Regions from separate parts of the Homo sapiens genome. Here all the other regions are linked to region 1. Evidence: chromatin loops called from intact Hi-C (ENCODE). Cell type or tissue: heart right ventricle. All regions are shown on one strand. Each heading gives the region's core, and the rest is flanking DNA. Links, peaks and the distances in the headings are about the cores only. Region 1 overlaps LOC105369912 (a long non-coding RNA gene). Region 2 has its middle 74 kb from the start of PLXNC1. Region 3 holds the start of LOC124902986 (a long non-coding RNA gene). Region 4 overlaps MRPL42 (mitochondrial ribosomal protein L42).

Region 1 (7,798 bases), core at 2,074-6,073:
GATGCAGGAGAGAGGGACAGGAATTGGGTCTAAGGCAAAGTGGCTGAGCCAAGGAGAGGCAAAGTCAAAGTCAGCCCAGGATCTGGGCAGGGTTGAGGGGTGGTGTCGGGGGTGAGTAGTTTCCCCAAGGCCAAGAGGTGCAGAAAGGGAGAGTGTTTTACAGATGTCATGTGGTGTGTCACGGTCCCTGAATGCTTCTAGAAAGCTACACTAGAAAGCAGGGGTCCCTGGTTGTTAATATAAAACATATTACTTTAAATTTATACTGTATATTTATTTTTCAGCCAACACCTAATCTTATCTTTGCTTTAGTCCAGTGGCTTCCAAACTTTTGCACTGAGACCCACGGAGAACCTTTTACATCTCAACCCATTACACACATCTATACACTCTTAACTGAGATACAAGTTCAATAAAACAATATGTATTGTTATTACATATGATATCCTCTGATATTTACTTTGCCTTCCCTTGCATTCCCCTGCCTTCCCTTGTATTTTTTTTGTTTTTGTTGTTTGTTTTTTTGAGACAGGGTCTCATTCTGTTGCCCAGGCTGGAGTGCAGTGGTGCAATCTCGGCTCACTGCAAACTCTGCCTCCCGGGTTCAAGCGATTCTGGTGCCTCAGCCTCCCAAGTAGCTGGGATTACAGGTGTGTACCACCACTCCTGGCTGATTTTTAAAAATATTTTTAGTAGAGATGGGGTTTCACCATGTTGGCCAGGCTATTTTCAAACTCCTGACCTCAGATGATCAGGCCCGCCTTGGCCTCCCAAAGTGCTGGGATTAAAGGTGTGAGCTATCACACCTGGCCTCTGCTCCTATAGTTTTAAAGATACTGATTGTGACCCACCAAGTTCATCCCATAACTTACTAATGAATTGCAACCTGCAGATTGAAACTCTTTTTCATTCCAGTCAGTATAGCTCCTTCCAACTGCTATGGCCACCCCAGCATAAGCACCATGCTGTTCCCACCTTCTGAAGCAAACCCAGGGCAGCCCCAGATCTGCTGCCCTACCTTGTCCTTCTGTTTGTCCTTCCCTCCTCACCTCTCACAGCCACTCCCTCTCAGCCACTTTCCCCCATCTCGCTTTCACTTGATCTCTCAATTTTTGAGAGATAGAACAAAAAGCCATTTCCCAAAATATGGTAAGCATACCTGTCCTGGGGCCAAGACGATTTTAGGGACACAGAGATGAACTTATTCTCCTTTTGCTAGTTACAACCCTCTTTTTTCCAGTTGTCTTCTATACGTAACAAGTGATGCTGGTTTTCTCTTTAGAAGAAGAAAAAGTAATTGTAGCTAAAGTTTATTGAATACTTGCCATATGTCGGGCACTATTTTCAGAACTTTACATATGTAAACTTGTTTAACCTCCACAACAATCCTATGAAGCCGTTGCTAATATTATTATCACCATTTCACAGATGAAAAAATCCCAGAGGCACAGGGAGGTTAGGAATTTGCCTGAGATCACACAGCTGGTAAGTGGAGGGACCAGGAAGTCTAGCACCTTAGAAGAAAGTCAACTCTAGAAACAGCATTGAGTCAAACTCTCATTCTACCACTTTCTAACTGTGTGAACTTAGGCGAGTTATTCAGCCCACCTGTGCCTCAGTTTTCAAATCTCTGCCTCAGTTTCCTCACTGAATCTAACACATCATCAATTTATATATCACTAAAAAAGATTTAAAAGTATAAATTTAATCATGACTGGCTGGGTGCGGTGACTTATGCCTGTAATCCCAGCATTTTGGGAAGCTGAAGCAGCAGAATCACTTGAGGCCAGGAGTTTAAAACCAGACTGGAAAACATAGCAAGACCCTGTCTCTTAAAAAAAAATTTAACCATGACTTACAGGCTTTCTTATCAATTATTCATCCTGATAACAGAGAATGTTAAAATATAAAAAAAAGAACATCTTAGAATCAATGAAATATAATAATACTACATTGTAGGATTATCAAGAAGAGTACATGGATCTAGCATTTATTATGGTGCCTGGTACGCGGGAAGTTCTTCATCCATGTTAGCTCTTCTGGTTGTTACAATGGTTGTGCCTATTTGAGAGGGGAAAGAGTTGCGGCACAGAGAGAGTACATTCTCAGGTTGCCCTGGTAGGAAACTGGTGGTCCCCAGATCTAGCTGAGGTCTGTAACTCTCTTGCTGGCTGGGGCTGCCTGTCTCCAAGTCGGGTGAGGCCTGGCTTGTGTCTGAACACCAGACCAGTGGGCTTTCATTTTGCTTTATGTGCCTTCACCAAGAAGGTGGGTGTGGTGGCTCACGCCTGTAATCCTAGCACTTTGGGAGGCCGAGGCACGTGGTTAGCCTGAGCCTGGGAGTTCGAGACCAGCCTGGGCAACATGGTGAAACCCCGTCTCTACTAAAAATACAAAACTAGCCAGGCGTGGTGGTGTGTGCCTGTAATCCCAGCTACTCAGGAGGTAGCTGAATCGCTTGAATCTGGGAGGCGGAGAGTGCAGTGAGCCAAGATTGTGCCACTGCACTCTGTTTCAAATAAAAAAAAAGATCTATTGAGCCCATTTGCCTCAGGACCTTCCAGGTCTTTGTCATTCCTGTTTCCAGAGTCCTGAAGGTCATAACCATGGCCCACATTCCCCCCATTCCCAGGGGAGTGTCTAGACTTTCTGACTCAAGACAAATTACCAAATGTATAAATGCCCATTCCGCTTAATGACTTTACTTCCACTTTTCACAGACTCTCAGATGTGGCTAGAAATAGTCCCAAACCCTGCAATCTTTCATAGAGCTGAGCTAAATTAAGTGGGTAGTGTTCCTCCAGAATTCCTCTCCCAAGCACTTAACACTGATGTACGTCCCTCCCTACTTTGCTCACAGAACAGATGTTTGAAGAAACGTCACTTGACTGTGAAGAAGGAAAAAATGTTACTAAAATGTGGATTTCCACACCCACCCCCATACATAAGTTCTTGGATCTACTGCTGATGCACTCTTTATGCATATTTATTCAACACACGTACTCCTCCACACATGCACACACATATATGCAATGGACTCCCTACCCTCACCATTCACATGAACATTGTCACAAGGATTTTCTAACTTATATTTTTAATATTTTTGCTCCATAACCACGGCTTTGAGCTAATTGTTTCACATTTTCTTAATGTACACCAGAAATGGCATTTACATCTCAGTCTAGCAGCAGGTTCACTGGCAGGCAAGGCAAAAAGCACAAATTTAAATTTGGTCATAGCTAGACGGCAGAGCCACAGACCCCTGCTTAATTTCTGGTGTCCTTGGCCGGCTGCCTGAGAAGGAACTCTGTCCGCTGGGAACTCAGGCATTGGATGTAATAAGCACTGACTTCCACATTATAAGACTAAAGCTTTGTCGTACAGAGAGCACTAGGTCTTAGGCGATGACTTAGTGCCTTAGATTCCCATATTAGCACAAAGGTTAAACCTGATACTATTAATTGCAACCTTTCCAGATAATTATTTTCTCCTTTACCCTGTTGGGACCGCTTGTGTTCTCCGAGAAAACTCCCTGGGGTGAGCTTTCCTTACTTGCCACCTTCTTTTGTCTTCAGGGAGAGTGAAAACGAGGCATGGTGCAGCTCGGATCAAGCGTTTGCTGTCTCCTGCCTTTTTACCATGGCGACACGACACACCGAGCGCACTTTGAGAGCGAGAACTGTCCTCTAGAGGGAGAGACAGGAACACACACTGGAGGCTGAATGTTGTCTGTATCATCCCCAGTAGTTCTGAATTGTCATACTTTGCGGGAGGACCCTGGCTGGGGGCCTGCATTTTTTTCTCTGTGACTGAATCCTCTCTTGCTGGCTCTGTCACAGTCAGCCACCCTTCGCTGTTGACTGGTCCTCATACATCCATGAGAGCCTTGGGAAGGGACACACTCTTTCCTTGGCTCTTCCCTCTAAACGGCAACACAGGCCCTCCAGCTCCCAGACCAAATGGCTAATGCTGGGGCTGAAAAAACTGTACACCAAAATGAAGGCCTCAGAGCAGCCACGGAAGCAAAAGTTTTTCTCTGATCTTCTCCCGCCCTCCCCTGCAACCCAAGCCTAGCCATAAAAACTAGAATCCCTCTTCCCCCAAGGCGAGGCATAGAAACCAGAACCCCTTTTCCTGAAAGCCAGCCAAAACACCTAAAAATATTCCATACAAAAACGGGCCAGAAATAAATGATCTGACCTACCTTGTTTGACTGTAGGTCAGAAGACACCCATTGCAGAGAGCCCCCATTCCAGAGAGGGTAAAAGTCCCCATACCCAGAAGGAAGGAAAGCTACACAGGGAGACCAAGAAGAACCTGAACAGACAGGCCTTGTGGAGTCTCCCTGCTCAGTCTATTCACAGTAGATCAGACCCTTTTTGTCCAATCATATTTCTACGTGGCTGTCCATACCTTGTTGAACCTAAGCATAAAAATGGACAATTTTCCTTGTTTCTTTGGGTCTTCATTCTGAAGCCTCCCATGTATACATGTGAAATAAATGTGTGTGCCTTTTCTCCTATTCATCAATCTGCTTCATGTTAGTGATCTTACAACAAACCTTTAGGGGACCAAGGGCCTCAGCCCCCACACTAATCTTAGAATCATAGGTTGAGGCTGGCTCCCACCCAACCACCAACTGACATCTCTGAGGCCAGGGTGAGCTTACTCTTCAACACCAGGAATCATCAGGCTTCTCCATTTCATGCAGGAGAGACCCAAAGCCCTCTCCCAAGCCCAGGAAAAGGGAATGATTTGTTTTCCTCTTCACATCTTGTAAAACTGAAACTCTATACTCATTAAACACCAACTCTCCATTTCCGTCTCCTCCAGTCCCTGGCATGCATCATTCTACTTTCTGTCTATGTGGTTTTGACTACACTTATACCTCATATAAGTGGAATTATACAACATTTATCTTTTTGTGACTGGTTTATTTCACTTAACATAATGTCCTCATATGTTGTAGCATGTCAGATTTTCTTTTCTAAGACTGAATAATGTTCTATTGCATGTATACGCCATATTTTGCTTATCCGTATGTTGATGGACACTTACCAAAGACACGTTTTTTCATTGAATTATTTTCAGCTTCAGAATTCTAAAGATCCAGTCTATCCCAGGAAACTCCATTTCATATGTATTTTTCAATGATTAACCAATACTTGTTTAAAACTTGCAATTTTTACTGAATATATAACCTGTATCTGTCCTTTATCATCTGACATTTTTCTACTATGTAATTTTCGTGAACTGTTTAGTGTCCCATTGTGGCCTATCAGCCAGAATGGTCTGGGTTAAGCTGTAGTAACAAATAACCCCAAAATCTCAGTGACATAAAACAATTTTTAATTTCTTGCCCACTCTATGTGTCAATTGCAGATCAGTTAGGGATCGGCTCTGTGACATAATGTTCTCACTCCAGGACCCAGGTAGAAGAAAAACTGACCATGGGAAAAAAAATTATACATTGGCTCTTTTTTTTTTTTTTAATTATACTTTAAGTTTTAGGGTACGTGTGCACATTGTGCAGGTTAGTTACATATGTATACACGTGCCATGCTGGTGCGCTGCACCCACTAACTCATCATCTAGCATTAGGTATATCTCCCAGTGCTATCCCTCCCCCCTCCCCCCACCCCACCACAGTCCCCAGAGTGTGATATTCCCCTTCCTGTGTCCATGTGATCTCATTGTTCAATTCCCACCTATGAGTGAGAATATGCAGTGTTTGGTTTTTTGTTCTTGCGATAGTTTACTGAGAATGATGATTTCCAATTTCATCCATGTCCCTACAAAGGACATGAACTCATCATTTTTTATGGCTGCATAGTATTCCATGGTGTGTATGTGCCAAATTTTCTTAATCCAGTCTATCATTGTTGGACATTTGGGTTGGTTCCAAGTCTTTGCTATTGTGAATAGTGCCGCAATAAACATACGTGTGCATGTGTCTTTATAGCAGCATGATTTATAGTCCTTTGGGTATATACCCAGTAATGGGATGGCTGGGTCAAATGGTATTTCTAGTTCTAGATCCCTGAGGAATCGCCACGCTGACTTCCACAATGGTTGAACTAGTTTACAGTCCCACCAACAGCATAAAAGTGTTCCTATTTCTCCACATCCTTTCCAGCACCTGTTGTTTCCTGACTTTTTAATGATTGCCATTCTAACTGGTGTGAGATGGTATCTCATTGTGGTTTTGATTTGCATTTCTCTGATGGCCAGTGATGATGAGCATTTTTTCATGTGTTTTTTGGCTGCATAAATGTCTTCTTTTGAGAAATGTCTGTTCATGTCCTTTGCCCACTTTTTGATGGGGTTGTTTGTTTTTTTCTTGTAAATTTGTTTGAGTTCATTGTAGATTCTGGATATTAGCCCTTTGTCAGATGAGTAGGTTGCGAAAATTTTCTCCCATTTTGTAGGTTGCCTGTTCACTCTGATGGTAGTTTCTTTTGCTGTGCAGAAGCTCTTTAGTTTAATTAGATCCCATTTGTCAATTTTGTCTTTTGTTGCCATTGCTTTTGGTGTTTTGGACATGAGGTCCTTGCCCGTGCCTATGTCCTGAATGGTAAAGCCTAGGTTTTCTTCTAGGGTTTTTATGGTTTTAGGTCTAACGTTTAAGTCTTTAATCCATCTTGAATTGATTTTTGTATAAGGTGTAAGGAAGGGATCCAGTTTCAGCTTTCTACATATGGCTAGCCAGTTTTCCCAGCACCATTTATTAAATAGGGAATCCTTTCCCCATTGCTTGTTTTTCTCAGGTTTGTCAAAGATCAGATAGTTGTAGATATGTGGCATTATTTCTGAGGGCTCTGTTCTGTTCCATTGATCTATATCTCTGTTTTGGTACCAGTACCATGCTGTTTTGGTTACTGTAGCCTTGTAGTATAGTTTGAAGTCAGGTAGTGTGATGCCTCCAGCTTTGTTCTTTTGGCTTAGGATTGCCTTGGTGATACATTGGCTCTTAAAGTTTCTGCCTGGATGCCACATTGTATTTCCTTTCACATTTCCTTGGCTAAAGCTAGTCACATGGCCTCACTTAAGCTAAGGTGGGAAAGAAATGAAATCCTACTATGTGTCCAGCAGGAGAATTGGAAATATTTGGTGGACAGCACTAATGGTTACCATATATGAATGTAATATAATAAAGGATTCCCTATTTTAGGGCATCTAAGTTTTTTCCAATTTTTCCTTAAGCTGAGCAAATTTGTGGATATGTATTTTTTTAAGATGTCCATGGAAGTATACAGAATTTCAGGTGGAATGTTAGTAAAACCAGCCATTTATGTTGAAGTGGTGCAAATCTTAAACAAATTATAAGTCTCAAGCAATGATAATGATTTTGAGTCGTGGCATCCAGCATTGCTCCAAATACCAACAATCCAAAGTAAAACAGGCAAAAAAAAAGAGCCAGAATATTTAAATTTTCTTCTTAGATTGCCTAAAATCTGTTTATCTATTGTCTGTTTTTTTATTGTTAATAATGAATATTCTGTATCTTTATATAGGAAGATTCCCAATATTATCAGGTCCAACTAAAACTTTACCAGTTTGCAAATTATTCATCACCTGTTGCCCCCACTACTGAATCTAGTATGCAAGGTTTTGCATGCCAAACTGAGCACATGTGGCTTCGGGTGCTGTTTTCCAATCGTTTCTAGATGATCCCTCATGAAAACTTGTTCAGACACCCAGGTACATATTACCTCTAGCTGTGGACAAGTCCATCGGCAAATAATCATACCCTCCACACCCACTGACAGTAAACTCATGTAACAGCTAATGGGCTAAT
Region 2 (7,798 bases), core at 1,690-5,689, 84 kb before region 1:
GGCCAATGACTCAAATCTCAAGTCTTCATCTTGAACTCAAGGCTCATATCTAGCTGCTAACTGCGCATGTCCACTTGAAGGTCCCCACAGGCCTTCAATGTGTCCACATCAAGGTGTCAAAAGCTGAGCTCATTACCTGCCTCTCAAACTTCTGCTTCCTGGATTTCCTGAATTAGTGAGTGGTACCACCTTTCATCCAAGTTAGAAACCTGGAAATGAGATTTTTTTCCTCCCTTTCTCACCTGATCACAGAGTCTGCAGGTCTGCCATTCTAACATCTGTCCATGCCTAATCATTCCCCACTGCCAGTACCTTGACTCTGTCTTCTTTTATCTTTCACCAGAATTATTGCAATAGTTTTCCAGCTTGTCTTTCTGACTTTGATCTTGTCTTTCAACTACTCTCCTGAGAGTGATCTTTCTAAAGCTCAAATCTTATTGTGAAATTGCCCTGCTTAAAGCCTTTCAACAGCTCCTCATTGTCCTCAAGCTAAAATACAAACTCGTTATCATGGTTCTCCATCTTTGTGATCTGTGATCTGAATGGCATTTAGAACTCCTGCTGAATCTCTCACCTCCCGTTTCAGGCCTGGCCCCACCCCTTGGGTTCATCTTGACTGCAGTTTCCTGAAAACACTGCTTGCTCTTGCCCTCAAAACTTCGGAAGAGCTGGTTTCCTCTAAAACTCTCCACATCCTTATCATCCATCTGCAAACCTACTCAGCCAATTTAGATGTTGCTTCCTCCAGGAAGTCCTCCCTGATGTCCCCTATCCCAGATCAGATTTTCTCCTATGTATCTCTTCACCATGCCCTACCTACTCTTATTGCAGCATGTGTCTTGCTGTCTTGTGCTAGGAATCTACCATCTCTCTTTCCACCATTATGCTGAACACTCCTTATGTGTAGGGAACAGATTTTGTTTATCTTTAGGCCCCAGTTCCTAGAAAAGTTCCTGGTATATAATTGACAGTCAATAAATATTGGCTGAGTGAATACGTGCCTGTATCTGGCTCCTATTTTGGACTTCTTTCTCTTGAAGCTCCTTTAAAAACAAAACTACATAAAACAATAAAAGGACATTAAAAATTACTGTCTTTCTGCCAGGCACGGTGGATCACACCTGTAATCTCAGAACTTTGGGAGGCCAAGGCAGGAGGATCAGTTGAGGCCATGAATTCAAGACCAGCCTGGGTAATATGGTGAGACCCTGTCTGTACAAAGAATAAAAAAATTACCTGGGTGTGGTGGATTGTGTCTTAGTCCCAGCTACTCAGGAGGCTGAAGTGGGAGGATTGCTTGAGCCCAGGAGTTTGAGGCTGCAGTGGGCTATGATTGCGTGACTGCACCCCATCCTGCCTGGGTGACAGAGTGAGAACCTGTCTCAACAACAACAACAAAAATACTGTTCTTCATGAAAAGTATTCTAAGTCGGTGGCTTCCTTCACCTAGCCTCATGTCTTTTTCCAAAATAAAAATAACCCTGCTGGGAATGTTAATAGCTAACTTACCGAGCACTTGACTGTGTGCCAGGCACTTTACTATGCCCTTTGCATGTATAAATCATTTAATCTTCATGACAACCCTACAACTAGGTGTTACCCTTGTCCCTGTTTTACAGGTGAAGAAGCTGAAGAACAGAGTAATTTGCCTAAGGTCATAAGTCTCATACATGGTAGAATGTCCATTAATACTATCAATCCAACCAACACTACATAGATAGAAAACAATGTTTTATTCTTGTGAGAGCTTAAGAACCTGAAATTGTCCAACTGCTCAGAAATTGACTGGCTAGCTGTATTTGGACAGGGGAACTTGTATATTTCTGGGTCCTTTAGGTATTATGATGATTCTAATTCCTTTTCTCTTTCTCTTTGTGAATTCTTACAATAAGGGGCTGAGTTCCTGGGAAGTGGACCCAATAGTGCCAGGAATCTGATAGCATGTTCAGAACCAGCGTGTGCAAACATCCCCCAGAGGCCAGCTGGCTGAGAAATTCTGCTGCCACTGCTCTCTTGCTAATTTATTTTCCATTCACCTTGATCCCTTGTCCTGTAGAAATGTATTTGGGCACAACTAAAAGCCTCTTTCTTCTCACATCTTATTATATTTTTTCCACTTTGTGCCCCACCTGTTTTGACTCAGAGCTGCATGAGGAACCTGGGATTCTCAGGAGATGAGAATCCCAGGTTCCTCTATGGATGAGTGTAATAGTAGCTGTAGTAGTAGTAGGTGTAATAGTGTAATAGTAGGTGCCGTTTATTGAACACTTACTGTGTGCCAGCCACAAGAATTCCTTATAATTATTGAATTTAGTCCTATTGAAGTAGGTATGAGTATCCATTTTAGAGGTGAGGAACCCAAGCCTCAGATGGCTGAAGCGAGCTGCACCACATCTGTATTAGTTCCCCTTGCTGCTGTAACAAATAACACAAATTTAGTGGCTCATAACAATGCAAATTTATTCTTATGATTCTGGAGGTCAGAAGTTCAAAATCAGTCTCAATGGGCTAAAGTCAAGCCTGTGCAGGACTGTTCTTTCTGAAGGATCTAAAGGAGGATGTTTCCTCTCCCTTTTTCAGCTTCTAGAGGCCACTGCATTTTTTGTATTCCTTCCTCACACCATTCCAACCTCCACTTCCATCATCACATCTTCTCTAACTCTGACTCCCCTGCCTCTCTTCGAAGGACCCTTGTGATTATATCTGGGCCATCCAGATAATCTAGGATAATCTCCTCAACTCAAGATCTTTAATGTAATTACATCTGCAAAGTCTCTTTTTCTGTGTAAAGTAATCTATTTATAGGTTCCAAAGGATTGAGACGTGAAGCTCTTTGGGGGACTATTATTCAGCCTACCATACCATAAAGCAGAACTAACATTCCACTAGAAAGCCTACAGCCTTCAAAAGTGATTTTTCTTTAGTGAAGCCCTCTAAACGTATTAAATTCTATTAAATACAAGTCCCAGGTTTGGAAGGGGCCATGTGTTTTGCCTCTATATCTTCTGCAGCTAGAACAGGAATTCTTAGCACTGGCTATATGTTAGAATCACCTGGAGAACTTTTAAAACCTACTTAAGCTAGGATCTACATAAGATCAATTAAAATCAGAATCACTGGAGGTGGGGCTTGAACACTTGGCAGGTTAGAGCATGTCTCCAGGTAGTTCTAATAGGCAGCTAGCTTTGAGACCCATCATGCCAGAGAGAACTGCTGGCAAACGCTTACAACATGCCATGTTCTGGGTCCAAGGAGGAAAAGCTTGGCTATAAAGATGAATGGCAAGAAAATAAACTGGGAAAGCCATTTGTCCCTGGTTTAGTATCCTTGCTTGTGCCATTTCCTAGTTGCATGAGCTAGAGCAAGTTACTTGATTTCTCTGGTCTTTTTTCCATTACTAATAGCTCCCAAAAGTTGTGCAATGACTAACTGAGATCATGAATGAAGAGCCCTTAGCTGAGTGCTGTTAGGTCCCAATAGAGGGCAGTGCAGCCTTTTTTGCATCCCGCCCCCACCCAGCCTTCGGAACAGAGGTTCCTAATAATAGAATTCTCTTGGCTTTAATTTTCCAGCTCAGAGAAGATTAAATTTGCCTCCTTCTTGGTTATGTCTGACTTTCACTTCCTTCTTGGTGTTTTTCTCCACATCTCCCATCTGGGGGTCCTTCCGCACCTTTTAATCATGCTGAGTCTAGGGGGCAGCTGGAAAGACTTCTGATCTTCCAGGCTGCTTTCAGAAGGTCCCAGAATTCCCAGGATGTTACTAGGGTTTCTTGATTGATGTCAAGCAATTAAGCTGTAAACTGCAAAGGGTGACTTTCCTCCCTTAGAAGGAAATCGCTCATGGTATGTGGTTGGGGATGGAGAGCTGAGTTTTCCTTTGGGCTGATACAGTGAGAAGTCTAAAACATGGATGTGGTGGAGAAATGTTTTTAATGGAAAGAGTTCCCAGGGTTGGAAGGAAATGGAAGGAAGCGGCCAAGCTACTTCCTAGTACTGATTTGCTAATGTTGATAGTGCTTGGTGCTTCTTCTAATTCTTTGCTGCCCTCCTTTGCTTCTCCTAGTTCTTGAAGGTATTAGGAAGGGCAAAAGAGATGGAGATGATTCAGCAATTGGAACCGAGCACATTTGGCCCAGCAGGCTGTGCCTCTGACTGTGGGGCCAGGTTAATAGCATTAATGAAAAGCGTTCCCAATTGAGCGAGGGAGCAGGGCTCTGGCAAGGCCACTTTCCATTAGGGACTGCCAAAGCTGATGTCACTGGGAACTTTTCATTTTTCTCTCTCCCTCTAACTTTTTTTAGATGCAGAATGATGGAATAATTCTACTGTCTTGTTTTGCCAAACTTGTTTCTCATCATTCAGGTATATCTGTTTTTCACAAAGTCTATTGTATTACCCAATTCAGTTTTTAAAGATTATTTCTATGTCCCAGCCCACTGCCAACGAGTCAGCAGGCATTTAGCAGACACCCGCTTTGGCTGGGTAGTGAGGTGGAATAACGAAGGGTGCCCAGGCTTGGCGCCTGACGCACAATCATATTGGGAATGTCAGATTCATACGCACAGAATAACGTGGGTAGATGACTGTTAGGAGCGCCCTGAGCAGCGGGAGGTCAGTGAGAACTCTGGTCAGGAAAGACAGCGTGGAGGAGGGGAGCTTTGAGGGAGGGCATTTCAGATGGGGAGACAACATTGGTGGGGGTGGGCAGAGTGAGTCCGGGGGAGTTAGGAAAACAAAAGTAATAATGGCAAAAATAAGAATGTTAACTAGCTGTCCATGCAGGTACCTTGGGCCCCAGATATATAGATCACCTCAGCACAAGCACATGCTCCACACTTTTCTCAAGGTTTCTGTGTCTCCCAGGTGAGGGAGTGTTGCTTTTCTAAAATCACCCCGGGCTCCAGGCTCAGGCTTTTGCACGCCGCATCTCTGTTCCAACTCATTCTAGGGGCCAGAGAAATGTCTGATGATCATGGCATCCAAGTATGGCCTCTTTGCCGATAGCACTTGGTTCTCTCTCTCTCTCTCTCTCTCTGTCTCTCTCTCTCTCTCTCTCAAGATCCTTGGGAGAAATCTCTGGTCATTTCACAATAGACCACAGGATCAGAGAAGAAAAGGAGTCGTGTTTTTTAAGAAACAAATCTCCAAGTGCTGCTGGTCGTTCTTGGAAATCCCCTGCCCTCTTCCTCTGCCACATGCTCAATTTATTCCAAATGGTTCTGGAGCATCTATGTATCTATAAAGCTTACTGTACTTTTAAATGGATGGAGAAATGCCCAGCTGAAAACTTCGGGAGTGGATGACCAGCTGGTGGGCCTATTATCTGGGCTAAAGAGATTGCAGGCTGAGGATATGGAAACCCCCACTGCCCATCTGGCTTGTGGAAGCATCTGAGTCCTGCTGAGTCAATGTGCCGTAAGAACTTCAGGTCCTGCTTCAACCAGAACAGGCTGTCCCCTGGGCGCTCACCCAGATTGTTACGGCAGGTACAATTGCTGATTTGGCCCTAGTGATGGGTTGGCTGTGGGAGAGGAGCCTGGGTCAGAAATGCTGGCATTGAAAAGCAGTGAGTCCTCAGCTTCGTGGCATTTAGTAAAGTACCAAGAAAAGCCAAGACTGGGTGTTCTGGGGGCATAGGAGACAGGTGGAAAGAACATTAGAAATTTATCTTTAGACAAAAGACTCTACATTAAAAATGTCCCTTCAGAAGGGACGTGTGTAACAATTTATATTGCCTATTTAAAATTCTGTCAAGTGGCCTTACCCAGCTATTTTTAATGGAACACAATGTGCCACCCATTGGGAATATTCAAACATGATGGATAAGGCCAGTCATTTATATTATAGGTTGGCACCTATGTGAATGCCAAGAATCTATGGGCACTTAAATAATTATCCTTTATCTTCTTTTTTTTATCCCATCAAACTTAGTTCCTGGACCAGCAGCTCCAAACTTTATTATGCTTAATAATCACTTGGCTGGTTGGGAGGTGGGGAGGGAGAGACTTGGGCTGAGGTAGGACCCAGAATTCAGTATTTCATTAAGCAACCTTAGGTGATTCTGATGAGGGAAGTCCACGAACCACACTTTGGGACACAGTGGAAGGCGAGTGGGATTATGGCTTATGCATTTGAATTTAATAAATATTGTAATTCATGACCTATGACACCTTAATTCCCATGCTTTCTCTAATTTGATCCTCCTAATAACTCCATGAGGTACAGGGTCAGATGCTGTTATTTGTATTTTGTAGTCAAAGACTCTAAAGTTCAGAGAGGTAGTGATCTGTGATTGACAGCTAGTAGAGACCCAGGTGTTCAGGCTCCTCGTGCAGTGCTCTGGCAGCCCCTCCTGCCCCTCTTTCAAGCCCCACGTGGTCTACTGTGTGATGTGCTCAACATTTCTTCCCATTTCATTGTTTATGTGCTAAATTATGGGAGGGGGAGAGGAAAAGTTTCCCTATTCTAGTGTTCTAGAACTAAATCTTAGCTAGAGTGAGAGGGTGCTTAATAAATGTTAAAAGGTCTAGTCAGTTTAGTCTGGGGAAAAAGATGTATTAAGCCAGGTGAGAAGAGGGGCTCTGGATCACAAGGCTCCTACTTGAAAGGGGGCAATACCAAATAAAATCACTTAAGCCAGGAGCAGTGGCTCACACCTGCAATCCCCTCACTTTGGGAGGCCGAGGCGGGAGAATCGCTTGAGGCCAGGAGTTTGAGACCAGCCTGGGCAAAATAGTGAGACCCTCTCTCTGCAAAAAATACACAAAAATTAGCCAGGTGTGTGCCTGTAGTCCCAGCTACTCGGGAGGCTGAGGTGGGAGAATTGCTTGAGCCTGGGAGGTCAAAGCTACAGTGAGCCATGATCGAGGCTACAGTGAGCCATGATCACACCACTGTACTTCAGCCTGGGCAACAGAGTGAGACCCTGTCTCAGAAAAAAGAAAAAGTAATTGAAAGAACTGCCGCCCACACACCCACAGTCACACACAAGACCATACCCCAACTCAGGAACTGTCAGACTCTTAGAAAAGAGTCTAATGGTCGAAGAAAACTTTTCTCAAATGAGACCAAGCATAATTAAAATGTTGGAAAGTGACATGCTATTCCCAAGAATGATCAATTGACCAGAAGCTGTCTAGAAATTGAGAAAAGAGCCATCAGGAAAGGAACACAGAACTGGGAACAGAGGACCATGTTCTAATTCCAGCTGTGCTCATCAATAATAACAGCTGCCACTATTGAACAATCCCTATGCAGCAGGTGCCACGATCCTCACAATAACAAATCTATCAAACATCAGTAGGTCCATTTTGCAGGTGGACAATTGAGGCCCAGAGAGGCTAAGGGGCTTGGCTTGGGCCACCCTGCAAATGAGTACCAGACTCAGGCTTGGTAGCTCCCAAACCCAAGCCCTGACATTGTGAACCCTATGAGGGTTTGACGATCAGCAGGAAATAAGATTATTGACATGAACCTGCCACACAAACCACGGAGTATTGGGCTCAGCTCCAAACCTGGTAGCAATCTTTGACTCCTGTCTTCCTCTCACACTCCACATGCAATCCTTCAGCAAATCCTGTTGACTTTAGCTTCACAGTATGTCCCTAATCCAACCCAGTCTCCACCTATGCTTTCACCCTCATCCACTCCTCCCTCATCCCTGGCCTGGATAAGTGCTGTAGCCCCCTACAGGGTCCTGGCCCCCACCTTTAGCACCATGGTCTACTCTCCACACTGTGACCAGAGTGAATCTGTTAAAATATAGGTCAGCTCTTGTCACCACTCTGTTCAAAACC
Region 3 (7,798 bases), core at 2,292-6,291, 110 kb before region 1:
CAAGACCAAGGCACCGCGCGTGCGGACTGATCTTCCTCACCCCCGGCAGAGGGCGCCCTTCTCCCGCTCCAGCGCCCCGCCGGGCGAGCCCCTCCAGCCGCGCCCTGAGCCCTGCCTCGTCCAGGCCGGGTCTCCAGCGCCAGGTGCCTGCAGCCCTACACTGGGAGAATTACAAAGCTACTTCTGTCTGACATTGGGCACAGCCTTTGAATGTCCCGTTCCTTTTGCTCCTAGCTGACTTACTGCTCATTTTTATTTTCCTAAGTGAATATTGAAACTTATTTGCATTTTATGGAGCTCCTGGTAACAGAGGGATCTTACCTGGCAGGGTGAGAATCCCGCTAAGGAAGTTGGCTCAGGACGGAGGTTCTCGCCAGGGCTCACCCACAAAGGGAATAATCCTATCTATGAGACAAATAATTTCCTTTAAAGCTTGCAAAGGGGGGCGGACGCGGTCGCTCTTGCCTGTAATCCCAACACTTTGGGAGGCTGAGGCCGGCGGATCACTTCAGGTCAGGAATTCGAGAGCAGCCTGGCCAACATGGTGAAACCCGGTCTCTACCAAAAATACAAAAATTAGCTGGGCGTGGTGGCTCGTGCCTGTAATCCCAGCTACTCGGAGGCTGAGACAGGAGAATCACTTGAACCTGGGAAGCAGAGCTTGCAGTGAGCCAAGATCGTGCCACTGCACTCCAGCCTGGGCCACAGAGCCAGACTCTGTCTCAAAAAACAAACAAACAAACAAACAAACAAACGGGTTTTCCTGTGTCAAGCTTAACCGATTCTATTTATCTCTTTCCTCTTCATGAAAAGGTTGATTTATTCATTTCTCAACCGATATTTTACTGAGTACCTTCTGTGTGCCAGGTACCAGGGTGAAAAAGGCAGAGTTGATTCCTGGTTTGGGTGGAGCCGATGGTCTAATAAGGGAAGATATATTGAATAAACACGTTAATTGGTCATACCTAAGATAAACGCTACACAGGAAAAACAGAGACTTCTGGAGGAGGCTGCAACAGGGAACCAGCTGAAGTCCTCAGCTGAATCTCAGGCATCCTTTCCCTCCTAGAAGCTCTCTTCTCACTTCCTGCTGCTGCAAACTGATAAAAATAATAGCCTCCCAGAAGCGGATGGTGAGTCAGTGCATTCAAGGCTGCACATCCCCAGGTGAGGTAACAAGAGTCAGGGTCTGGCTGAAATCTCCTCTCCCCGTTCGCACTCCTGGGCTGAGTGCCACTCGGCAAGGCGTGAGCCATTTTGCATGATGAAGTCCACATTACAGATTTCTTCTGACACCTGATGACTAACAAGGTCTGAAAACAACAAGACACCTCTAGGCGCTGCATCCTCCTCCTCCTCTTCAGTGTTTATGGAACACCTCCTAGGTATTGGGTGGGTGTTTTGTGCCAAGGATGCAAGCAAAACATTAGAGACAAAAGGAGGAATAGAATATGCCAAAGGCCAAGGAGGGTATGAACTAGTGGTTCCCAGAGTTTGAGCTTTTATGAGCAGCTAAAAGTGAGAGCTTTATTAACTAGGATCAGACATTGATAATTAGGTCAAAGGATAAAAGAGGTTCAGCCTAACAGTGGCCTAAACAAGACAGAAAATAAAAGTTTATCTCTATCATGAGAGTCCACAGTCCAGAGTCTCACTGAGTAAGGGAAAGGTGAGGGTGAGCGCTTTGCTGCCCTTCCTGTGATATTCTCAAAGGAAAGACGGGGGAGAAAGAGGAGACTCACACAATCCATTCTCCACCCCGCAGCTGCAGCCTGCGTACTCTTTGAAATATGTCATTCAGATCGTTATCCTGCTTCTCATCTTCCTGTGGCTTTCCATAACTGGCCAGAAGCCCTCCCACAACCCCCACCGCCCTGCCTGCCTCCACCACCTGCTCCTCGCTCATCGCACTCTGGCTGTAGCGCCTGCCTTCTTTCTGCAACTTGCACACGCCAAGCTCTTCCTAAAGCTATGCCTATGCATGCACAATGTCCTCTGGTTGGAAGGCCCTTTCTGCAGCTCCTTCTATGGCTTGTGCATCTCCACCTTAGGCCTTAGTTCAAGTATCTATCACCTCCTCAGAGCACCCTTCCCTCAAGCCCTGGTGGGCAGTGGCTCTGCCACCTACATAGCCTCATAGTCACTCCCTCTCTCATGTTCCTGATTATGTCTTTTTCTTTTAAGAGACAAGGTCCACTCTGTCATCTAGGTTAGAGTGCAGTGCATGATCATAGCTCAGTGCAGCCTTGAACTCCCTGGCTCAAACGATCCTCACACCTCAGCCTCCTGAGTAGCTAGGACTACAGGTGTGTGCTACCACGCCTGGCTAATTTTTAAATTTTTTGTAGAAATGGAGTCTCACTGTGTTGCCCAGGTTGGTCTCTAACTCCAGTCCTTAAGCGATCCTCTGACCTCAGCCTCCCAAAGTTTTGGAATTACAGGCATGAGCCACTGTGTCAGGTCCCTGATTGTGTCCTTGATAGGATTTACCACAATCTGAAGCCATCTCGTTTGTTTGCTTGCTGGCTCTTTGTAAGTGTATGACCTCCTTGAGTAAAGGAACCTTGTCTGTCACGCTCACTTCTCTAGCCCCAGTGACCAAAAAGATGTCTGGGAACGGTGTCACACATGCTCTGCAAATTTGTGACAGATGAACTGAATAGGAAAGAAGGATAAATTCTTTCCAACTCTGTCAAAGATGCTGTTCCATGCTCTAACTGAAGTCAGAAGGTCTGAAGTCTGAGGTTTGTTGAAGGCTTTCACTGACTTAGATAAATCTAGTATGGTAGTAAAGTTGGCGTGTTCCACAACAGATAAGCCATAAGCTGAGACATTTATATCAACTCTTGTGTCCCAGCTCCATCCCCAACACACCAGGAGCTCCAGTATTTAAAATATGCTTTTCCTAAGAGTGAGAGGTTTGAGATTTCACATGCCTGAGTCATCTTCATGGCAGACCTGACTGGGGCTCGTTTGCATTATGTGGAAATGATCTTTGGGGGTGTGAGGCTGTTGATGAAAGAAAGCCTTTAGCATCTGTGTCTTTTTCGTAAGGCTGGAGCACCCACTGGCTTTGTTCCATATTGAACAGACATTTAGAGACATCCTTTTTTATTTTTTTATTTTTATTTTTGTTTTTTGAGATGGAGTCTTGCTCTGTCATCCAGGCTGGAGTGCAGTGGCACGATCTTGGCTCACTGTGACCTCCGCCTCCTGGGTTCAAGCGATTCTCCTGCCTCAGCCTCCTGAGTAGCTGGGATTGCAGGCGCCTACCACCACGCCTGGCTAATTTTTTTTATTTTTAGTAGAGACAGGGTTTCACCATGTTGGCCAGGCTAGTCTCGAAAGTTTGACCTCAAGTGATCGGCCCACCTCGGCCTCCCAAAGTGTTGGGATTACAGGCATGAGCCACCGTGCCCGGCAGGAGACATCCCTTAATAAACCTGGTTTGACCGAAGAGTTATCTCTGGAGAGGCTTTTTTTTTTTTTTTTTTTTTTTTTCCCTGACAGCATTCTTTTGTGATCACAGAAAACCTCCGAGGCTATTCAGGAAAGAGGGGCCAGCTGACTTGCTGGCGCTGGGAGAAATTAACCCCCATCATCAAAAAGACTTTCTATTGCATATTGTAAAATTTAAAAACTCTCGGGGAATACTGTGACCCTGTCTTTAAAACATGCATCTAAACAACCCAAATGTCAATTGATATGAATGAATAAACAAAATATGGTATATACATACAATGAAATATTATTTAACCTTAAAAAGGAATGAAACGTAGATAGATGCTATAACATGATGGAGTTTGCAGACATTACGCTGAGTGAAACAGGCCATATGCAAAAGGACAAATACTCCACGTATGTGAGATACTGACAATGGTCAAATTCATGGAGACAGAACGTAGAATGGTGGTTAGCAGGGTGGAGGAGAGAGGAATGGGGAGTTATTGTTTAATAATAATATGAGGTATGAGGTTTCAGCTGGGGGTGATGAAAGGGTCCCGGAGTAGATAGAGGCAATGATTGCTCCAAGTGCCTCATAGGAGTGGAATCATACACTATTTGTCTTTTTGTGATTGGCTTATTTCACTTAGCATGATGTCCTCAAAGGTTTATCTGTATTGTAGCATGCTTTAGGATTTGCTTCCTTTTTAAGGCTGTCTAATATTCTTGTATGTATACTTCACATTTTATTTTTTCTATTCATCCATCTGTGGGCACCTGGGTTGCTTCCACATTTTGGTTACTGTAAATAAAGTTGCGATGAGCTTCACGTCCGTGCTTTCAGTTTTTTGGGGGTATGTACTCAGAAGCAGAATTGCTTGATCATATGGTAATTCTATTTTTAGTTTTGTGTGGAAATTCCATACCATTTTCCACAGTGGTTGAATCATTTTACATTCCTACCAGCAGTGCTCAAGGGTCCCAATTTCTCTGGGGTCCTCATCCTTGCCCACACTTGTTATTTTCTGTTTTTTTTTTTTTTGTTTTTTTTTTGTTTTTTTAATAGTAGCCATCCTAGTGTATATGAAATGGTATCTCCTTGTAGTTTTGGTTTGCATTTCTCTAATGATTAGTGATGTTGTGCATCTTGTCATGCACTCACTGGCCATTTGTATATCCTCTTTGAAGAAATGTCTTTTCCAGTAAAATGGTAAATTTTATGTTATATACATGTTACAACAATAAAAACAATCTGAATCTCTTTTTAAATTTTTTTCCACTTTGTCTACTGTTACTGCACCAGTTTTCAGAAATCATACTTGAATTTCTTTTTAATGTATGCTATCAGTTTTACTTGAGAGTACAAGTTGGTTTCAATCTCAGCAAAAGGTGCATGCATGTGTGTGTGTGTTAGAGTATAGGAGGATCTAGGTTATAACTGTGTATAAAAAGAACAGGTAAAACCGAGGTGTTAAAAACTGAGGTGGAGAGGAAGGCACCCAGCTGCTGGGCTGTTCTCCTTATTTCCTCCACATGTGGATTTTGGAGAAAATTGCAAAAGTCCTATTTCAAAAAATTCAAAGTCCAAGGTACAGGGCACCTAACATTAGTACATTTTAAGTGTTAAACTTTAGGTAAAGGTGAATATGATGGTTAATATTAGGTGTCAGCTTGATTGGATTGAAGGATGCCTAGATGGCTGGTAAAGTGTTGTTTCTGGGTGTGTCTGTGAGGGTGTTGCCAGAGGAGATTAACAGTTGAGTCAGTGGACTGGGAGAGGAAGACCCATCCTCAACGTGGGCGTGCACCATCCGATCACCTGCCAGCATGGCTAGAACAAAGTAGGCAGAAGAAGATGGGATAAGCTGGCTTGCTGGGTCTTCTAGCTTTCATCATTCTCCAGTGCTGAATGCTTCCTGCCCTTGGACATCAGACTCCAGGTTCCTCAGCATTTGGGCTCTTGGACTTATACCAGTGGTTTGCCGGGGCCTTCGACCACAGACTGAAGGCTGCACTGTCAGCTTCCCTGCTTTTGAGGCTTTTGGACTTGGACTGACCCACTACTGGCTTCTTTCTTCCCCTGCTTGTAGATGATCTATCGTGGGACTTCGCCTTGTGATTGTGTGAGCCAATTCTCCCTAATAAACTCCCTTTCATATATACACATATCCTATTAGTTCTGTCCCTCTGGAGAACCCTGACTAATACAGTGGGTGTACAAGCATTTGCCACCTGTATGATTATAAAAGTGAAATTCATTCATTCATTTCAAAAATATTTATGAGCACATGCTGTGTCAGGCACTGGGAACAAAAATGAATTAAGCATCACCTCTCACACTCCAAAAGCAGGACTGGTTACATAATTTGTAGGGCTCAGTGCAAACGGAAAATGTGATGCATGTTAGAGAATCATTAAGAATTTCAAGGCAACAGCAGCAGAGAATTAAACCAACCACAAGGGCCTTCTAAGTGTGGCGGTGGGGTTTGTGGGGCTTATAAAACTGCACAGGTCTCAGGCCTGTGAAGCCAGCCCTGCTCCAGTGGTCAGATGGGTGGCAAAAATGCTGGAATCAGTCTGTTGACAGCCTTGGGAGAGGAGCCCTGGACAGTGGGGCTCACAAGCCTTGTCCAAGGGCTTCTCATTGCCACAAGTACATTGCATCTCCCTTTGATTTAAGTAGATCTCTTTTACCTTTGAACATACATTGAACACCTGTCTATGGCAGTTCAGTAAATGTTCTTGTTGCCAATATCCTCGTACAATCAGATTATAATCTTGTATTATTCAATATTTGAAGTCCCATGTCTACTCACCCTCATTCTTCTCCCCAGTAGCATGCCAGGGAATTAGTAGGTGCTCAACATAAGTTGACTGTTGAACAACATGGGCTTGAACTTACAAATTGTTAAGTTGTTAACAAACCCATGTTATTCAAGGGTCAACTGTATATTGGTGGGTCCACTTGTACATGGATTTTCGTCTGCCTCTGCCACACCTGAGACAGCAAGACCAACCCTTCCTCTTCCTCCTCCCGCTCAGCCTGCTCAACATGAGGACAATAAAGTTGAAGACCTTTATGATGATCCAATTCCACTTAATGAATAGTAAATGCATTTTCTCTTCCTTCTGATTTTCTTAATAACATATTCTTTCTCTAGCTTACTTTGTTATAAGAATATAGTATATTGTACTGATATGGTTTGGCTCTGTGTTCCTACCCAAATCTTATCTCAAATTGTAATCCCCACATGTTGAGGGAGGGATCTGGTGGGAAGTGATTGGATCATGGGGGGCGGTTTCTCCCATGCTGTTCTCATGACAGTGAGTGAGTCCTTATGAAATCTGATGGTTTAAAAGTGTTTGGTGGCTCTCCCTCACTTTCTCACTCTGGTTCCCCCTCACTTTCTCTCTCTCTCTCTCTCTCTCTCTCTCCTGCTGCCACGTAAGAGATGCCTTGCTTCCCTTTCCCCTTCCATCATGACTGTAAGTTTCCTGAGGCCTCCCCAGCCATGTGGAACTGTGAGTCAATTAAATCTCTTTAGTTGATAAATTATCCAGTCTCAGGTAGTTCTTCATAGCAGTGTGAAAATGGACTAATACAAATACAAATACAAAATATGTGCTAATTAACTTTTCATGTTATTGAAAAGGCTTCTGGTCAAGAGTAAGCTATTATTAGTAGTTACGTCTTTAGGGGTCAAAAGTTACATGCAGACTATTGACTGCATAGATAGTCAGGGCCCCTAACCCTCACATTGATCAAGGGTCAGCTATATACTTATTAAAAGCTTTAATATTTCATTCTGAATAAAATATGGGTAGGATAAGGATGATGATGGAAGCTGATTTACTACTAGGAGAAATATAATTATGAGAACTACGATTTACCTACTATTACTGGGCACTGAGTTAGGTGCTTCATAGAAATGTTCTAACTTAATTCTTACAAAAAGCTTATAAAATAGGTAGTTTTGTCTTCATTTTGGAGATGAGAAATTGAGGTTCAGTGAGACTGAGGAACTTGCTTAAGTTCACATAAGTTGTCAGTGATGGAACAGGGATTCAAACCTAACTCCAAAACCTTGGGAATTTCTAAGCTGGTAGGCCCTGTCTTCCTGTCCCCAGCTGCAGACCTCTATGCTTTCTAAAATTTGATGAACAGAAATTGTTCTGAACAGTGAAAAGCACAAGTTTTCCATCTTGATGCCATATTTGGAAATGAGTGTTATAATTTCTGAACATAGAATAGAAAATTTCAGGAAGATAGTATTTCAGTGTGCATAATAACAGTACCTACTCTAACTCTAATTTGATTACAATTTATTGAGCAACTACTAAGTGTAGGACACTG
Region 4 (7,798 bases), core at 1,489-5,488, 490 kb after region 1:
CCCAGCTACTTGGGAAGCTGAGGCAGGAGAATCGCTTGAACCCGGGAGGTGGAGGTTGCAGTGAGCTGAGAATGTGCCACTACACTCCAGCCAAGGCAACAAGAGCAAGACTCTGTCCCAAAAAAAAAAAAAAAAAAAAAAGAGACATTCTTGCTGAATTGAAGACTCAGAAGAGGCTGGGCACAGTGGCTCACCCTTGTAATCCCAGTATTTTGGGGGGCCAAGGTGGGCAGATCACCTGAGGTCAGGAGTTCAAGACCAGCCTGGCCAACGTGGTGAAACCCCATCTCTACTGAAAATACAAAAAATCAGCCAGGCATGCTGGTGCACGCTCATAATCCCAGCTACTCGGGAGGCTGAGGCAGGAGAATTGCTTGAGCCTATGAGGCGGAGGTTGCAGTGGGCTGAGATCATGCCACTGGCCACTGTACTGCACTCCAGCCTGGGTGACAAAAGTGAAACTCCATCTCAAAAAAAAAAAAAAAAAAAAGACTCAGAAGTAATCATAAGGTTCTACTTGCTATTCTCACATGTAATTGTGAGACTCTGCCTCCATTTCTCCATCTAAAAACAGGAGCTCATTTACAAGCAACATGACAAGAATTCAAGCAGTCATGGCTGTGAAGCATTTCTGCAGAAGGATATGCTATGTAAGTATGAGGTTGTTACTAAATCAAAATGAATGCCTTTGTGCAAAACTAGAAAGCACATTACATATTGTTCCTGAGTATTCCTTCCCAGTGCATTCAAAATATTCTCACATTCACAAGGTTAAACAGCACATTAAAAAATAGTAGGAGGCTGATGGCTGAGCTCAATTGGGAGTATCTTTCTTTGGTGTTAGAATGTTTGAAAATTATTTTGGGAAGACTATGAGCAAGTTATTTTGAACTTCTGGGGAAAAAAAAAAATCTGAAGAAGCATTCCCTTTGCCTAAAAGCAAAGGAGACATTTATTTATGCCTTTAGCAAATAAAATAGTTTGCTTACTACCAGTGTTTGTGGGCTGATATTCAACTCATCTTCTGGAAATTTTAAAAATACACATTGAAACTGAAAAAGTATTCTTTGAGTAAGGGTTTACCTGAAGTGCCCAGAACCATCCAAAATGATGGCACATTATATCTTTTTTTCTTAAAAATTTTTGGAATCTAATTGAAGATGCCTCTTAGAATATGTGGAAACCACACGTGCTATCTTGCATATCACTATCATTTCAGTTCTAATGTTATTAGGTGTTTAGCTACAGGCAAGTAGAATTAGGGCATGATGTGACAGACTGTAATGAGTTGCTGAGAAACTACATACTCTATCCCCAGGAAAACACATATTCTCAAAATTCTACACAATTTCAGGAATTTCATAGATGCCCCTACCCCAAATCCCATTCATGAAATCCTTAGCTTAAAATCCTGTGCACTAGAGCAATGTATTTTATAAAACCATATTCAGATGCCTGTGAAGCAATGAATGTGCTAGGCAATGTTAGGCGGTAGAAACAGTGATACACGTAGTCAGACAGGGTACCTAGAAGTCATGGAGCTTATAGGCTAGTAGGGGATATGGACATTTACCAAATAATCACACAAAAAGATGCCTAATTACAAACTCTGATTAAGTGCTATGGAGAGATATACAGTGTTGCACGTAACAACAGAATCTAAAGAAGTTACATTTTAGGGGGCATATAAACAATGTTGTGCAGGGGAGGTAGAAGAAACACATTATGGTAAAGGGCTGCAAAGGAAATAAGCCCATAATAAGGCCTCTTATAGGTTTAAGCTAGGACCTGAAACTTGTATACTTTATATGCTTTGAAATGAGACATACATTAAAGTGGCTGATCAAATTAAAACATTTTCCAGTCTTTGCCTACTAAATTGATAAAGATTTTTTAAAATTTTAATAGAACTAAAGAGAAAATATTTCTATATACTGATGTTAGGAGTATGCAGTTTAGGCCAGGCATGGAGGCTCACACCTATAATCCCACCCAGCACTTTGGGAGGCCAAGGTGTGTGGACACTTGAGGTCAGGAGTTCGAGACCAGCCTGACCAACATGGTGAAACCCTGTCTCTACTAAAAATGCAAAATTACCTGAGTATGGTGGTGCACACTTGTAATCCCAACTACTTAAGGAGGCTGAGGCAGGAGAATCACTTGAACCCGGGAGGTGGAGGCTGCAGTGAGCCAAGATCGCGCCATTGCATTCCAGCTTGGGCAGAGCAAACCTCCATCTCCAAAACCCAAAAAGTATACAGTTTAAACCACTGACTTTAAAAATGTACATAAACATGGATGCCGGACATGGTGATTCAACGATTGCACTTACAGAAACAAATCTAAGAAAACAGTAATGATCTTGCCAGCTTCTGATGAGATTATAAGAAAAAAAAAAGAAGAAATAAATTTAAAAAAAAAATAAAAAAAGAAAATGGTAATAATCCACCAGGATGTTAATAACAGCATTATTCACAAGATGGAACAGAAACAATGATTTTGTCTAACAGCAGGGAGTTAATTAAATTATGACAAGCCAGATTATAGAATAATATGCACCCATTAAATCAGAGTACTTAATGATACGGAAAAAATTCCTATTAAGTGAAAAAAGCATTACAAAACAGCATATATTATGAGCTCTATTTTTATTTTTGAAATATATTTATGCAGAGAAATACAAAATGTTAACAATATTATCTTAAAAAAAAAAAATAAGGCTGGGCACAGTGGCTCACACCTGTAATCCCATACTTTTGGAGGCCAAGGTGGGTGGATCGCTTTGAGCCCAGGAGTTCAAGACCAGCCTGGGCAACATGGCGAAACCCCGTCTCTATAAAAAAAATTAAAACAATTAGCCAGGCATGGTAGCACACATGTGTAGTCTCAGCAATTCGGGAGGCTGCGGTGGGAGGATTGCTTGAGCCCAGGATATTGAGGTTGCAGTGCAATGTGATTGTGCCACTGCACTCCATCCTGGGCGACACAGCAAGACCTTTTCTTTAAAAAAAAAAAAAAATCAGTTTTTGCTATTGGTCTACTCAGAATATTCCAGCACTTAATTTCACTATTACCATTTATTCTACTAGTCATTCTCAACTAATGAACATCCAAATTCTCTGCTAATTAAGTGCTTTTAAAAGTCACTTTTGGGCGAGATGTTCAAATTAAGCCCTGGGTGAGAGTGCCCTCTGGTGGTTTCCCAATAATGCTTGAACAAGAACTGTGTAGTGAGTTTTTCATGAAGCTAAATGTATTTAAATTAAAGAAGCATCCCACTTTACGAATTTTAAAATGTCTGCAAAACAGACAAATAAGTAGATCTTTCATAAAATGTTACTGATGGTGGATAACAGGTTCTTATCCCTGGGGGACGGGGGAGGAACAGAGGGCAGGTGATGCTGGTGATCACGGACTATGTGCTTATTTAGCAAAATTAAAAATCAGCAACCCATGAAAAGCAAAATCCCAGAAAGCACAGTGTTAATCTATACTTCCAGTAGAATAAAGTCAAAGTTAATTCTCCAAAGCACTGACACATAAGTATGTGGATGTGGGCATCTTGGGTAAATCCTTATTTAGCAGAGCTTTGTACTCGGAAGAGAAGAAAATCTTCATAATCATATTTTGATTTTTCACTTCTTTCTACATTTATAACATAGCTAAGAATTTGTAGAATTTTGGATATAAGTCAACCTGAAAGAAAACCAAACATTTTTCAAGAATACACCATCGACAAAGCTGGTAAATATTTCTGATTTATCAAGTTCAATCAAACTTGTTTTTTTAATCTTTCCAAATGAAATTTATATTAATGGAAAAAGTAAACCACTTAACAGAGGGTCACCATTATTAATTATTTCCTTTACTCTCTATTCCTCACACTTCACTGGCCACTTGAAACTTCTAGAGTTCCTTTATTAAAATAACTAGATCAAACAATAGACTTTGAGAAATTATTTTTCATATCAATTTTACAAATACTGTATCACAAACATTCTACAGTACAAATTTAAATAAAGCAACTTTCTACCTTATTAAAAGATTCTTCACCTCCTAAATAGAAACTGAAGGGGAAGCAATGCTATTAAGGATCATACATAAGCTAATAGAGGCAGCAGAATTATCTATTAACATTTTCCTAACACTATTCTAGTGACCTTAACATTTTAATCACAGAGCTGCAGCTGTTTGCATGTGTTCTAAAGCTAGCATAATCTTTAAGACAGTCAGGAAAAAAAACCTTCAAAACAAATTACATAATATTCTATCTAGAAAAATTTCCAGGAAAGCACATTCTTGGGTGAAAGAAAACCACCCCTTTGTCATTGTGATGCACTAAAAAAAAGCTTTGGAGCCTGATAGTTTGGCTCCTGGCTCTCCCACTTGTTTGGGTAAGGTTCGAGTCACTGTAAAATGTAATTATACTCCCTTTTCAAAGGATTATTTTGAGAATTTAATAAGAATTGATGGAAGGGGCCTAGCAGATAGTAAAACCTGATTAAAATATCACTAATTTAATTATTTCCTAGAAGCCAACTGAAACATCATAACATTTATTTTCTTGGTAGACCTTATGAGTTTATTCTCAAAGGCAATTAAAAAATCTCCTTCAGGAAAGCCATGCACATTTTTATTAATCATATTTATACTACTAACAATGCTTGGCTGATGATTAAAAATACTTAAATCACAGTAGACACACAAAAAGAGATGTTTCTCAACTTATCATAGGGTTACATCCCAATAAACCTACTATCAGTTGAAAATATTGTAAATTGAAAATGCTAGCCTGTCTTAAATATGCTCAGAACACTTACAGTAGCCTACTGTTTAGCAAAATTATCTAACACGAAGCCCGTTTTATAATAAAGTGTTGAATTTCTGATGTAATTTATTGATGTTCTACTGAATATGTATGGCTTTGGCACTATGGAAAAGTCCTAAATTGGAGACCGCACATAAATGAAACACTAAAATAGAAAAAGAAAAAAGAAAATAGGTTTCTCTAAATGAGAATGTCAAATCCAGAATTACTTTATATAAAAGTACACATTCTAATATATGAAAAGATATTTTATCATTATTACTTTACTATATATTACTGAATACACCAGACTGCATTTTCTCAAATGGCAAATGAGGCACATTTCTCTTTGATTCCCCCAGGAACCTCCGCATCATCTGTCTTTTGGAGGATTCAGATTCTTACGACATCTGTGATACCTTGAAAAGAAGAAAATACTTGGAATAAGATGATTTTAATAAAAATTATTCCTGATAAAAATCTAACTTCTATGATTATTTTGCTATTGGAACTATTTTTTTAAAAAATCAATGAAACTACGTATCAGCCATTTCTTAGTAATAAGCCACATTCTCCCATTGTGAAAATTTGTTTTCTTTTCTTTACCTAATCATTTTTTTTTTCTAGAGACTGGGTCTTGCTTTATTGCCCAGGCTGAAGTGCAGAGGTTATTCATAAGCTCAATAATAGTGTACTACAGCCTCAAACTCCTGGCACAAGGGCTCCTCCTACCTTACCCTGCCTAGTAGCTGGGACTACAGGCACACCACCACACGTGGCTAAGTTGTTGACTATTAATTAAATTAAGCATTTGAAATAGTTTTCTTTCATATCTTGAGGATAATTTCAACATGGTAACCCAGATGACTGATTCTGATAAAAACTAATGGTTTTTTGTCTTAGTAGTGAAGAAATATCACATCTGGTGAGATTTAGGCTTCCAAAACATAAAGAAACACCACATCGTGAACATGAACGTGTTCTGTTAAAAGTTTTATTTACAAGGGGCTATTGTCCTCTAAATGGAGGTCTCTATAAATGCAAAATCATGTTTTAATATAAAATAAAACTAGTAATATGTCTGTGGAAAAATGTGTAATGTCATGCAAAATGGAGGGACTGCAAATCAGAACAGTGAGGAACCTTTTGTTTTTGAGATCACAAACATGTTAAAAATCATAATGCCCAATCCAAGCACAGGTGTGGTGAAATTAGCAGTATGAGACCCGACTGGTTAAAAGTATAAACTTTTACTTCAAAATACTTTTGAAAAGCAGTATGATAAGATGTATCAAGAAATATTCATAATTTTTGACCTAGTAATTCCTCTTCTAGCACTCTGTCCCAAAGGAATATAGAAAAAGTAGTTAAAATATTAAGGAAGAACACAGGAGAAAATTTACATATACAGTATGATGATAACCATGTAAAAATAGGCAAACTAACAAAACTTATGTATAGATATAGAGAAATGAAATGCATTGTCAGCAGTGATAGTTTTTGAGTGATTTCACCATGGAGAATTCTTTTTGCTCCTCTGCATTTCCTTATTTTCTTTACTGATTTAAGAAACATTTCTGCACAGAGTACATGTGTTTTTGTGATGAGTTACGTTCAAAAATTTCCTTCAGGTCAGATTTTGGCAAGTTGGTCACAAGTTAATTTTTGTTTTCAATCTTTTGCTAATGTGGAAATTCAGTTTTATACTATAAATGGTAAGACATGTACCCTGTGATCTTTAGTTGTTGTGATTAAGATATCTAAAGCATTTTTTTGCTTCAGGTTTCATATGGGCAACTTCCTGATACACTGATTTTATTTTTGAAAATTTGCAAAATACAGGAATTAAGTTGAAATGAACGAAGTACAGCTGTCTATACTAACATGGAACAGTAAGCTGTCAAAAAATACACACAGTAAAATACCATCTGCATAAACATTTCTACATGTACTTATGTTGGCATACAGAAAATTCTGTTTTTTTCTAAAAGGTTCCATTGACATACCAGATAATCAAGGTTGTACTAGTACAATAGTGTCTCTGAAAGGCATTCTCTCAAAGCAGGGAGAACGGTCATCAGAATAGTGGTTCTAGAAGGAGTTTGGGAAGTCATTAACCTCTTGAAATTATTTGTAAAAATTTTGAATAGGTGTTTCTCTGGGCAGTGGATTCAAAACTTTTATCAGACTCTCAATGAAGTATGAGACCTTCAGAATGCTAAGAACTATCCATTAAAAGTGTCATTCAGCATACACTGTTCAATTATATTTACTACTCAAGACTGAAAATGTTTGAGACTCTGATAGCCCTAAATTGAACAAAGTCAAGTTCTAAAATATGCTCAATAAATGTCAAATAGCATTTACACATATCTTATCATGCATGAATTTTAATGTGCACTACAATCACTAGCCAAAAGCAAGCACCTTAATTTTACGATGACCTTATTCTATCATCCAGATTGGGAACCTTGCAGACACTATTAATTAATACAAGAGTTAAATTGAGATTGCTCCTGGCAAACCAAGTTATATTGTTACACTTCTTAGATTACACAATGACTCAGTGACATCTGGAACACTGGTCTACAGCTCTTAACCCAGAAAACTTTACCTCCTGGTTCATACTAAGCTAGGTAATCAAATCTGTTTCCTACTGATGGAAGTAGCTAATTTTTGTTGTCTCCATGGGAAAATATTAAAGTAGTTTCTTAAATAAAGTGGTACTATTATTCATGCATTTGTAAGATTGCCCTATATTTCAGAAATTTAGAATTATTTTCTCCTGCCTGCCTGCCTGCCTGCCTCCCTCCCCCGACCCCCTCTCTTTTTCTCTCCTCCTTTCTTTCTTAGAGTCACGGTCTTGCTCTAACACCCAGGATGGAGTGTAATGACACAATCATAGCTCACTGCACCCTCAAGCTCCTGGGCTCAAGTGATCCTCCCATCTCAGTCTTCTGAGTAGGTAGGACTACAGGCATGCACCACCAT

Evidence for each region. Peaks named below come from ENCODE experiments on the same cell type or tissue, not always from the same donor. Only the 100,000 strongest peaks of a DNase experiment are listed, where the experiment ranks them.
Region 2: it touches region 1 in a loop (10-fold over the local background); 27 of 110 quality-filtered maps call a loop at or near these places.
Region 3: a loop joins it to region 1, with 3 times the contacts of the local background. A loop is called at or near these places in 26 of 110 quality-filtered maps.
Region 4: it touches region 1 in a loop (2.9-fold over the local background); 15 of 110 quality-filtered maps call a loop at or near these places.

The regions. Positions count from the first base shown.
Region 1 is chr12:93,987,137-93,994,934 of GRCh38, reverse strand. All of the region lies in intron 2 of LOC105369912 (a long non-coding RNA gene), which reads left to right. Among named protein-coding and RNA genes, the nearest start is that of PLXNC1, 160 kb to the left of the region's middle. In heart right ventricle, for the core only: a CTCF peak has its summit at 3,690 (motif pointing right); a DNase peak (open chromatin) is centred at 3,694; H3K4me3 peaks cover 560 bases; H3K27ac peaks cover 1,178 bases.
Region 2 is chr12:94,071,161-94,078,958 of GRCh38, reverse strand. No RefSeq gene overlaps it. Among named protein-coding and RNA genes, the nearest start is that of PLXNC1, 74 kb to the left of the region's middle. In heart right ventricle, for the core only: a CTCF peak has its summit at 3,452 (motif pointing right); DNase peaks (open chromatin) are centred at 3,508, 4,178, 4,468 and 5,458; H3K4me3 peaks cover 777 bases; H3K27ac peaks cover 3,195 bases.
Region 3 is chr12:94,093,819-94,101,616 of GRCh38, reverse strand. LOC124902986 (a long non-coding RNA gene) reads right to left here and starts at 4. Exons shown (of 2, transcript XR_007063409.1): 1 at 1-4. RefSeq lists enhancers at 18-526, 527-1,036 and a silencer at 2,810-3,104. In heart right ventricle, for the core only: no CTCF peak of the experiment used is centred there; no DNase peak of the experiment used is centred there; H3K27ac peaks cover 386 bases.
Region 4 is chr12:93,498,604-93,506,401 of GRCh38, reverse strand. It overlaps MRPL42 (mitochondrial ribosomal protein L42), which reads right to left. Exons shown (of 6, transcript NM_014050.4): 6 at 1-5,226. The coding sequence ends at 5,181. Among named protein-coding and RNA genes, the nearest start is that of MRPL42, 35 kb to the right of the region's middle. In heart right ventricle, for the core only: a CTCF peak has its summit at 3,187 (motif pointing left); a DNase peak (open chromatin) is centred at 3,183.